2 separate regions of the Homo sapiens genome follow, and region 2 is linked to region 1. A link is a contact called in ENCODE Hi-C data. All regions are on one chromosome and are shown on one strand. The core of a region is the stretch at or near the end of the contact, and the rest is flanking DNA. Distances in the headings are between cores, read along the strand shown. Region 1 overlaps NOL4L (nucleolar protein 4 like). Region 2 overlaps DNMT3B (DNA methyltransferase 3 beta).

The links. Hi-C counts contacts between places; a loop is a spot of excess contacts on that map. Pooled maps may share reads with other maps.
Region 2: a map of astrocyte of the cerebellum shows a loop between it and region 1 (3-fold over the local background). The contact joins two enhancer-like sites. A Hi-C loop is called at or near these places in 6 of 168 maps with a recorded cell type or tissue (HAP-1, astrocyte of the cerebellum, heart right ventricle and 2 more), 1 of 37 single-sample maps with no recorded cell type and 6 of 50 pooled maps.

The regions. Positions count from the first base shown.
Region 1 is chr20:32,519,030-32,523,784 of GRCh38, reverse strand. NOL4L (nucleolar protein 4 like) reads left to right here. Exons shown (of 11, transcript NM_001256798.2): 3 at 2,863-2,974. It overlaps LOC101929698 (a long non-coding RNA gene), which reads right to left. Exons shown (of 3, transcript NR_110619.1): 3 at 3,500-4,386. Among named protein-coding and RNA genes, the nearest start is that of NOL4L-AS1, 40 kb to the left of the region's middle. Within about 2 kb of position 1,889, at least 5 of the 41 ENCODE cell types and tissues checked have a DNase peak (open chromatin) inside an H3K27ac peak, as active enhancers do.
Region 2 is chr20:32,789,619-32,794,373 of GRCh38, reverse strand. It overlaps DNMT3B (DNA methyltransferase 3 beta), which reads right to left. Exons shown (of 23, transcript NM_006892.4): 8 at 2,666-2,773; 9 at 1,604-1,748; 10 at 779-838. Among named protein-coding and RNA genes, the nearest start is that of MAPRE1, 28 kb to the left of the region's middle. RefSeq lists enhancers at 3,906-4,045, 3,208-4,137, 4,138-4,755. Within about 2 kb of position 1,878, at least 2 of the 41 ENCODE cell types and tissues checked have a DNase peak (open chromatin) inside an H3K27ac peak, as active enhancers do.

The DNA of each region.
Region 1 (4,755 bases), core at 640-3,139:
TACGGGACTCAGTGTCCAGGCAGGAGGCCCGGGGAGCAAGGCAGCAGGCAGCCCAGGGCAGCGGAGGGCAGTTGGGCAGGGACAAGGGTCCTGGAACTTCCCCTCCTTAGACACAGCAGCTCTGTCTTTATCTGTTTCATGTTTTGGGCTTCAGTGTATGAGTCTATTTCTAGAACAGGGTCTGCAGCTTAAATCTAAAACCATCTGAAAACCACCATCCTATTAACTAGAGCATCTGCTAGGATTGTCCTCCTGGTTTCGACTCATTCTGTGGTCCTGTGGCCTTGGGCATTCGTGCACTCAATCAGAAATGGAGGTCCCATTTCTGGTCCCAGGCAAGCCAGGAAGATGAATCAGAAGATGCCTGCTGAAGGTTGCAGGGGGAGGGTTTGTCATCCTCTATACAGGTCCCTACGGCAGTGCAGAGCTGGGCTGGACTCTGCGCTTTATTGACTCCCCAGGGAGCTCTAAGCCAGGCTTGCAGACAATCCAGCCTTGTGGGGCAGGGCTTCCCTCCCTGGCCCTCAGGCAGTTCCAAGGACTTCTCACCTGTCAGCCTTCTATCCTCCCCTTCCACCCATCAATGGGACCCAGGGCCAGAAGGTGTGTGCTCAGCACTCCCCTCCCTGTGGCACGCCAGCCAGCCTTTGCACACTGCTGGGGTCCCTGCCAAGGCCAGGATAAATGTGGCCACCACTCTACCCCTGGAGAGGGAGCCATTCCTATTCCCTCAGCTGGCCAGGCAGCAAGAAGGGCCCTGCCCATCCTGTGTGCAGCCCTCAGCAGAGCAGCCAGGCCAGGAGGACCCCCTGAGCCCTTTAAAAAATATTTCTCTGCCCATTGGCAGGTGAGCAGGCAAGCTTTGGGTAGCTTAGTAGGGCTGCCCTCATGGTAGGGACCTGGCCCTCTTCTCCCAGCTGACTGTGCAACCCTCCCCCGGGCCCTCCACTGAGCTCTCCTGAGGCCTGACCTAGGGTGCCACGTCTCAGGGGAGCCGAGGGGCATCTGTCGGCCCAAGTCAGCCACAGCCCTCTGCTCTGCCTAGCACACGCCCTTCCCTCCTGCACACTTGCTCCTGCAGCTGCCACCCTTCAGCCAGACATCTCTCTCCAGACCCAGCTGGCCTGAGAGGAACGTGCCCCCAGACTTCCAGGCAGCCCTGGGCTGCTCTGCTGAGGGCTGCACACAGGATGGGCAGGGCCCTTCTTGCTGCCTGGCCTACTGAGGGCACAGGAATGGCTCCCTCTCCAGGGGTAGAGTGGTGGCCACATTTATCCTGGCCTGGGCTAGGGATGAAGCTCTCTGTGTGCATGGCAGAAAAGCCCCATCCCTCGGACCTGACACCTGACAAGGACCAGCTGCATCCCTGATGTTGCTCTCCCATCCGCTGCTCCAGTCAGAGACACTGGGGTTTGCCCTTGTCCCTGACCTCCAGAGGAAGGCAATCAGACAGGGAATTTGGAAGGGAGATAACTCATCAAGGAGCCTGCCTGCTCCACAGAGCATCAAATCAGCTGAGAAATAACAATTGTGTCACCAAAATTAACTTCGCATTTGCAGCTGGCAAGAGTGGCCCCTGGACTCTGCCAGTGGGCTGAGCTGGAAGCTGTGCCTGAGCTGGTCCTCCAAGAGCCCAGCCACAGCCTGGGACACCCCAAGCCTTCTGCATCCCCCCACAACTCCACTCCCCAGCCCCGCCCTAGCCCACCTCTACCCTCCAGCCATCACAGAGATGGAGAAGGACATTCGTGCATTTCTAAAGGAGCAAACCCCTGCAGTTGCTGTGGGAAGGCGGGGCCAAGCGCAGCGCAGAGCAGCCCCTCACCCTTGGCCAACTTTCCCAGCCCGGCTGCGGGCTGCGGCGAGGACAGCGGAACGCTTGGGTGATGCTGCCCCTTAGTGGAGAGGTGCGGGAGGACCCAGGCTCCAGGAAGCACATGGAAAACCAGTAACTGGGCAGTCTCAGCCCAGGGAACCTGGGACTGAAGGGACTCTTTGGCCCCACCAGACAGCTAAATCAGGGTCAGTGGCTTTTCCAAAACCCAGAGCAAGAGGAAAGGGCTGGACACCTAGGCCCACAGCCACTTCTTCCCCACTCCCCCACCCAGCCCTTTTTTCATGTTCCCTCCCTTCTTTGTGTCTCTCCCCCAGCCCTCTGCATCCCTGTCCTCCTCCTCAACTAGGGGAGGCCTTCTGGAGGCAACTGTGGAGTGGTGTGACCTGGAACATGGGGTTTAGTCTGGCACTGCCTTGAAAATTCCTTGTGACCTTGGGGAGTCAGCTCACCTCTCCAAGCCATAGTTGCCTGGAACATGGGGGTCCTGCAGAGCCTGTCTAGTTTGAAAAGTCTGATGCCTGGTACTAGCCCTTCACAGCTCTTCCTAAGAAGGTTCTTGACCTGTCAGTGATCACAGGAGATGGCTTGTAGGACCTTTGGTTCTGTGTATGGGCCTGGGGCAGTGAATTTATCTGTGGGTCTCAGTCTATCCATCTCTAAGAGGGGAACTGCTCACCCTACGCTAGAGCAATGTTTGTAAGCCCATTTTTTTGTAGCAGCAATAAAATGTTCTGAGGAATGTTACTTATTAGAATATAGGTTAAAGACTAGATAATGTTTAAAGGGTTTGCTTTTTCAATTTTTAACCTCCTTTATTGCGATTTTTAAAACAAATGGTTTTCCACAAAAGTACTGTCTCATTGCCACAGCTGAGAATCCAGGACACCTGTCCCTTGCTCCTCAAATCCCTGACTTTCCTTGCAAGAGCCGAAGCACCTGCCACCAAAGCTCAGACCTTGGTGACCCCATGGCCAAGTTGCCTCCCCACAGATCCATATAACAAGCGAAGCTCTTCTCTCCTCCAGATCGCAGAGACCTATGCCTTCCTCCCGAGAGAGGCCGTGACCCGGTTCCTGATGAGCTGTACGGAGTGTCAGAAGAGGATGCACTTTAACTCCAATGGCCTGGAACCCAAAGGTAGCAGGGGTGGCGTGCTGGAGGGCTAGGGCGGGGGCCATCTAAGAGTGGACTGTCCCTGAAGACGCCAGCTTTTGCTGGCACAGAAAAGTGTCCAGCAGCTGTTGTTGCTAGTCCCAGAGGCCAGTATGGGTCCGTGGTGCTGCCCAAAGCGCCTTGTTTTGTTTCGTTTAACTTTTTTTAAATCTCAAATTTCACTTAAAAACCAACCATACAAAACAAAAAAGTGAACAACATGTTTCCCCTGCCTTGCAAGGCCCCGGCCAGCCCCTTTCCTCCCAGCCGGATTCCAGTTGGGAATGGCCAGCCTGCCCCGTTCTCAAAGTTCCATCCATGCCTCCCACTGCTTCTCCATGCACGAGGGTCTGGCCTGTACCCTCCCTGAGACGTGTGCATGCATCCTCCCACCCACATACCTGTTAATGATACATCTTCCCTGGTGCTTGTTTCCACCCTGTGCACACCCATGTGGCCTCTGATAAGTAAACCCACGGAGTACTGATGATAATTTTTTTTTTTTTTTTTGAGACAAAGTCTCGCTCTGTCGCCCAGGCTGGAGTGCAGTGGTGCGATCTCGGCTCACTGCAAGCTCCGCCTCCCGGGTTCATGCCATTCTTCTGCCTCAGCCTCCCGGGTAGCTGGGACTTCAGGTGCCCACCGCCACGCCTGGCTAATTTTTTTTGTATTTTTAGTAGAGATGGGGTTTCACCATGTTAGCCAGGATGGTCTCGATCTCCTGACCTCATGATCTACCCGCCTTGGCCTCCCAAAGTGCTGGGATTACAGGTGTGTAATCTGCACCCGGCCGACTGATGAGAATTTAAAATGACCAGGGCAGGCTGGGCACAGTGGCTCATGCCTGTAATCTCAGCAGTTTGGGAGGCTGAGGTGGGAGGATTGCTTGAGCCCGGGAGGTGGAAGCTGCAGTGAGCCATGATCATGCCACTGCACTCCAGCCTGGGTGACAGAGTTAGACCCCATCTCAAAAAACAATAAAATAAAATGCCCAGAGCACTTGTGACCACCAAAGGTGATCCCTTGGACTGACGTCCATGCCCTCCAGCTCTGTCCTGCCCAGTGAGACCAGCAAGGACCTCACTTCAGCACCCCCGCACCCCCTCAAACTGAACATCCCAGAGGCCTCCAGGAAATCTGGGGGCCCATCTGTTTGCAGGTGGCTTTGGCACATTGAGACGGCCCAGCACATTTGGCTGGTACAATTATAATGCTGCCCTGAGAAATGGTGCCCAGGTGGGCGATTTATCAGGGTTTCCAGGACTGCCTGGTGCATCATGCCAGCTCCCGGGCATCGGGCCTGTGGAAGTTGCTGAAGTCAGGCCCGAGGATGGAAACAGACTCGAATGAAGGGCGCGCCGTTTATCCGGGTGGCACTCAAGTAGCATCCATTGAATCTGGGGAAGGAAAAATCCACAGCAAAGCCTGAGCAGACAACAAAGGATTGGGAGCATGGGCGTCAAGCGGGGCTTTCTGCTTGTGTTCATTGTCCCTGACACACGTGAACGGCTTCTGACAGCAGCTGACTCACCAAATCCAGAGGCTTCCATGCCCTTGGGAGCCATCAGGCCACGGCTGTTTCATTGGGCACATGGGCCAACTTCAAAGCACGAGGGGCAGGAATGGATCTAGTTAATCCCTCATAAATGCTGGTTCCCATGTTAAGAACAGGGCTCCAGGGCTGCACTACCATTCAGCTGCTGTGTGTCCTGGGCAAGGGACTTCATCTTTCTGAGCCTCAGTTCCCTCATCTGTGAAATGGGGTT
Region 2 (4,755 bases), core at 629-3,128, 270 kb before region 1:
TGTTTTGGTTTTTTTTTTTTTTTTTTTTTTTGAGACAGGTTCTCAGTGTGTCACCCAGGCTGGAGTGCAGTGGCATGATCTTAGCAAACTGCAGCCTGACTTCCTGGGCTCAGGTGATCCTCCCACCTCAGCCTCCACAGGCACACACCACCTCACCCAGCTAATTTTGTATTTCTCTTAGAAACAGGGTTACATCCTGTTGCCCAGGCTGGTCTTGGAACTCCTGAGCTCAAGCAATCTGCCCACCTCAGCGTCCCAAAATGCTGGGAAATCCAAGAGATGGTTATTTGCATCCCAAAATGCTGGGATTATAAGCGTGAGCCACTGAGCCCAGCACTTTTTAATTTTACATAATATGGCTCCCATTCTATAAATGGGATTTTGTAAAACCCATTTGTATTTCTATTCCATCTACACAGAAAATCTTAATGGACATGGTTAAATTTGACTCTGACCCTAGGAAAGAAAATTGTACAGCCATTAAAAATCTTAAGGACCCTTTAGTGACAAAATGACATCAGACAGTGCTTACAGTATTAATATTAATAAAGGGGAAAGCAGGAATCCAACTAGTGTTCAGAAAAATCTGGAAGGATGTGCAACCCAACGTTAACCTGGAGGGTATTTGTGAGGGTGGGATGTGAGGGGAGAGTGGGGAGGGAGTTCAGATTGACTTTTCAAGAAATTTGATTCTTTTCCAGTGACCATTTTATATGCAAAGAAATCAGAAGAAAGTGCATAGAAAACAGGGCACAGTCAAAAGACAGGAAGGAAATACCGTATTTCCTTGATTCTAATTTCCTACTGCCTGCACGACGCACCTTCGACTTATTAACCACTTTTGAGGGGAAAACAAAACAAAACAGAAAAAACATTACATTAAATGTATGGACTGTTTTCTTTTTTGAGACAAGGTCTTGCTCTGTCACCCAGGCTTGAATGCAGTGGTGCGATCTCGGCGCACTGCAACCTCTGCCTCCTGGGCTCAAGCCAATTCTCCCACCTCAGCCTCCCGGGTAGCTGGGACCACAGGCACATGCCAAGCACACCAGGCTAATTTTTCTATTTTTCACCATGTTGTCCAGGTGATCGCCTCAAGTGATCCACTCGCCTCAGCCTCCCAGAGTGCTGCGATTACAGGCATGAGCCACTAGGCCTGGCCTTTAAATCTATGGATTGTAAGACAAGTCCTGGATTTCTAGAAACCAGAGTTATCTTATAATGGGAGAAATATGGTACTGGTCAAAATGTTAGCAGGTGGCATATTCTTCTTTAACACTTTCCAATTTTCTCAAATGAGCATAGCTTAACTATTTTTTCCTTTAATAAAAAAGGTGCTAGTCAACACTGCATCCTGACTTCAAGACAGATGTCAGATTCAATACAAATTATATGCACGTGACCATCAGCAAGAAAGTGGCCGGGGAAGCCAGATAGAGCTGGCACAGCCTTCGTATGCCTGCTCCTATTTTTCCAACATTCAGAGTTGAGACCAGCTGCTAGAAAGCTGGGTGGGGTGTGGGGCAGCAGGGGTGGCTGACTCTCCCAAGAAGTGGTCCCACCAGCAGAGGCAGCGGGTGCTGCCATGGGGACTCATTCCCACCTGGTTGCGTGTTGTTGGGTTTGAGGCCCTCGATCCCAGTGGGCTTGAAGCCCCCGTGGGCCCACTCCAACATGGGCTTCAGCTGGTCCTCCAATGAGTCTCCAGGGCTGCTGGGGAAGGTCTTGCCAGCTCGCACCCTAGCTTTCTGCAAAGGCAGAGTCTGTGATGAATGGGGGGGTGGGGAGGAGGTGCTCGCCAGGCCACACCCAGGGATTCCCCCAGCCAGGGCCTACATTCCCCTTCACACTGGGCCCTTTCATAGCCAGACAGCTGTCCTGGGCTGTGGTATGTGACAGAGGAAGGAGGGGCCTGTGCAGGGAGAGGCCTCGGAAGGGGGGTTGTGGTTAAATCTTTTCATGCAGGCACCAAATAGGATCTCTTCCCCCTAGGGAATGTCAGTGGTCACCTCCCACTCAAAAGGCAGACATATCAGAATTAACTCTACCACCAAGATATAGAAGCCCCAGCCAGCACTATCTCATCTCCTCTGTATCTTATATAAGGCGGCACTAGATTTCTTGTTTTATCTCCCTAAAGATGGGGACATTAACTTGTGTCCTACATGAAGGACCAAGGATTTCAGTGTCTAATGAAGCCTTTAGCAATGAGAAGAGGTTGGCTCTTAAATGCTGAACAAAGGTGGGGGGAAAAAATCAAGGTGAAGGGAGAAACAGGGTATAATGGTTCATAGGGGATAAGACGGCCCACAGATAGAAGACAGCTGGCCTCCACTGCTGTCTTGCTGTGAACTCCAACCCTCATAAGAAGGCTCTGAGGTCTCTGGAAAAGCACATTCACTGATACGAATATTGCACCCCTAACTGCCCGTGCTCTTTCCTTCTGATTCAGTTAGTGGTCCCAATAAGTGGCAGCTGGGATGTCTCAAATCCCTTTGTTGGGAGGCCCAATCCGGTGGCCATCATGTTATGTTGTCATTTACCTCCTCCCTGGCCACCCTGTCCCCTCCAAACCACCCTTGGCAACACTGAGCTAGGTTTCTGTGGGTCTCTTGCTTCATCCCTGCTCTCAGGGCTTAGCCCTCATTCCCTCATCCCATGTTACCTCCAGAGCATGGTACATGGCTTTTCGATAGGAGACGAGCTTATTGAAGGTGGCCAAATTAAAGTGCTGGCTGAACAGCCCCAGTGCCACCAGTTTGTCTGCAGAGACCTAAAAGAGAAAGACATCATCAACATCCACCTACAGGTGTGTCCCAGGTGCCATGTCTATCACAATGTTGTCCATCAGATGCAGAAGATTTTCACACACTTTAACCAAGAGACCATTCCTGGGGATAAAGTCCACAGACATCTATTTGAAAGGAAGGAAAGAAAAAAGCAGAAAAATAGAAATGGCAGAGTCTCAACACACAGATATCCAGAACCTTGTTAGGTACGACACTTCCACTGTGGAAAAGGAGGATACTCTGAATGAAGGCAATTAGGCGAACCCTGTGTTTGTATACATTTTCCAAGCAGGTGTCCCTGGTGTGGACCCCTGAGGCTCAGTCCTAATATTCTCTGTGGCTGCTCCAGCATTGAGGGTTTGCACATATTCCTTCTTTCCTAAGCATGATAATTGTTTACTCTTTACCCTTTTATTAAAATGAGTTCACCTAATGAATGTGTTTAGAAAACAGTGCTCGACACAGCACCTTTCACTTGTTGTGATTATTTAACTTTAGTTCTTGTGATTTAATCCATATTCCACAAGTCTCCTGATGTACCAAGTCCCTGGACCAAGCATGAACTGACTGAGTTGCCAGTGAGAGAGAAAATGGCCATTCAGGGATGCTAATCAGAACTGAAAGGCCAGACGTAGTGGCTCAGGCCTATATTCCCAGCACTTTGGGAGTGGGAGTTGAGAGGATCGCTTGAGCCCAGGAGTTCGACTAGCCTGGACAACACAGCAAGACCCCATCTCTACAAAAACTTTTAAGAGCCAAACACAGTGGTGTGCACCTGCAGTCTCAGCTGCTCTGTTAAGGCAGAAGGATTGCTTGAGCCCAGGTGATTGAGGCTGCAGTGAGCCAAGACAGTGCCACTGCACTCCAGCCTGGGTGACAGTGAGGACCTCATCTCTTAAAAAAAAAAAGGAACTGAAAGACACAGGGAATGTTCTAGTCTCCGTAAAGAGTGCTCACACTCATGCAAACCTCCATTTTATCACGGAATGCCTGATTTCCTATATGGGGGTGTGACCACCACTGGGGAGAAAACACTGTGGCTCTGGTGGGGGGAAACCGCTCCAACACAAGTGCTGGTTCCAGCGCCCAATAGCTCCAATACAACCCAAACAGCGTACACATGCTGAGCAGGCACTTGCCCAGGCCAGACCCAGGTCCCATATTGTCATCTCATCCCCTAATGCTGACAGCCCCACACTGCATTGTATTAGCCTCAGACTCTATCTTGCAAAGTGCATTTTATGTCTCGATGGGGCAAAGCAATTGCAAACAATCCATCTTCCTTCACTTGAGTTACTGCTCTCCCATCCCTGGAAGCAGCTGCCTCACTGCCAGCATGGGCCCAGGACTTGTCCTCCCTCTGCTGGTCACAGCAGGCAACTGCATGCAGGGGCTCTCCTACAAAGGAGACTCCACACCCAATATATTATTGTAGCCCTTGGGAAACTTCAATTAGCTCATGGCAAATGGCCCCATGGTAGCTCAATTCCTGGGAAAAACAGAATCTCTGCTTGAGCTGAATCCCAGGAATGTACAGTCCTTCCTTCAATCCTGCCTGGCTTGCTTCTGCTGCAACTTGCCCAATGACCTTAGGCACCTAACTTAGCCTCTCTCAGGGCTCTGAGGGTAGGACTAACATTTACTTCTAAGAGACCATCACAGGATAGGTCTGTCTGATTAAAATCTTTGTTGAGGCCAGGCGTGGTGGCTCCCGCCTGTAATCCCAGCACTGGGAGGCCGAGGCGGGTGGATCATCTGAGGTCAGGAGTTGGAGACCAGCCTGGCCAACATGGTGAAACCCAGTCTGTACTAAAAATGCAAATATTAGCAGGGTGCGGTGGCAGGTGCCTGTAACCCCAGCCACTCAGGAGGCTGAGGCAGGAGAATTGTTTGAACCTGGGAGGCGGAGGTTGCAGTGAGCCAAGATCGCACCACTGCACTCCAGTCTGGGCAACAGAGTGAGACT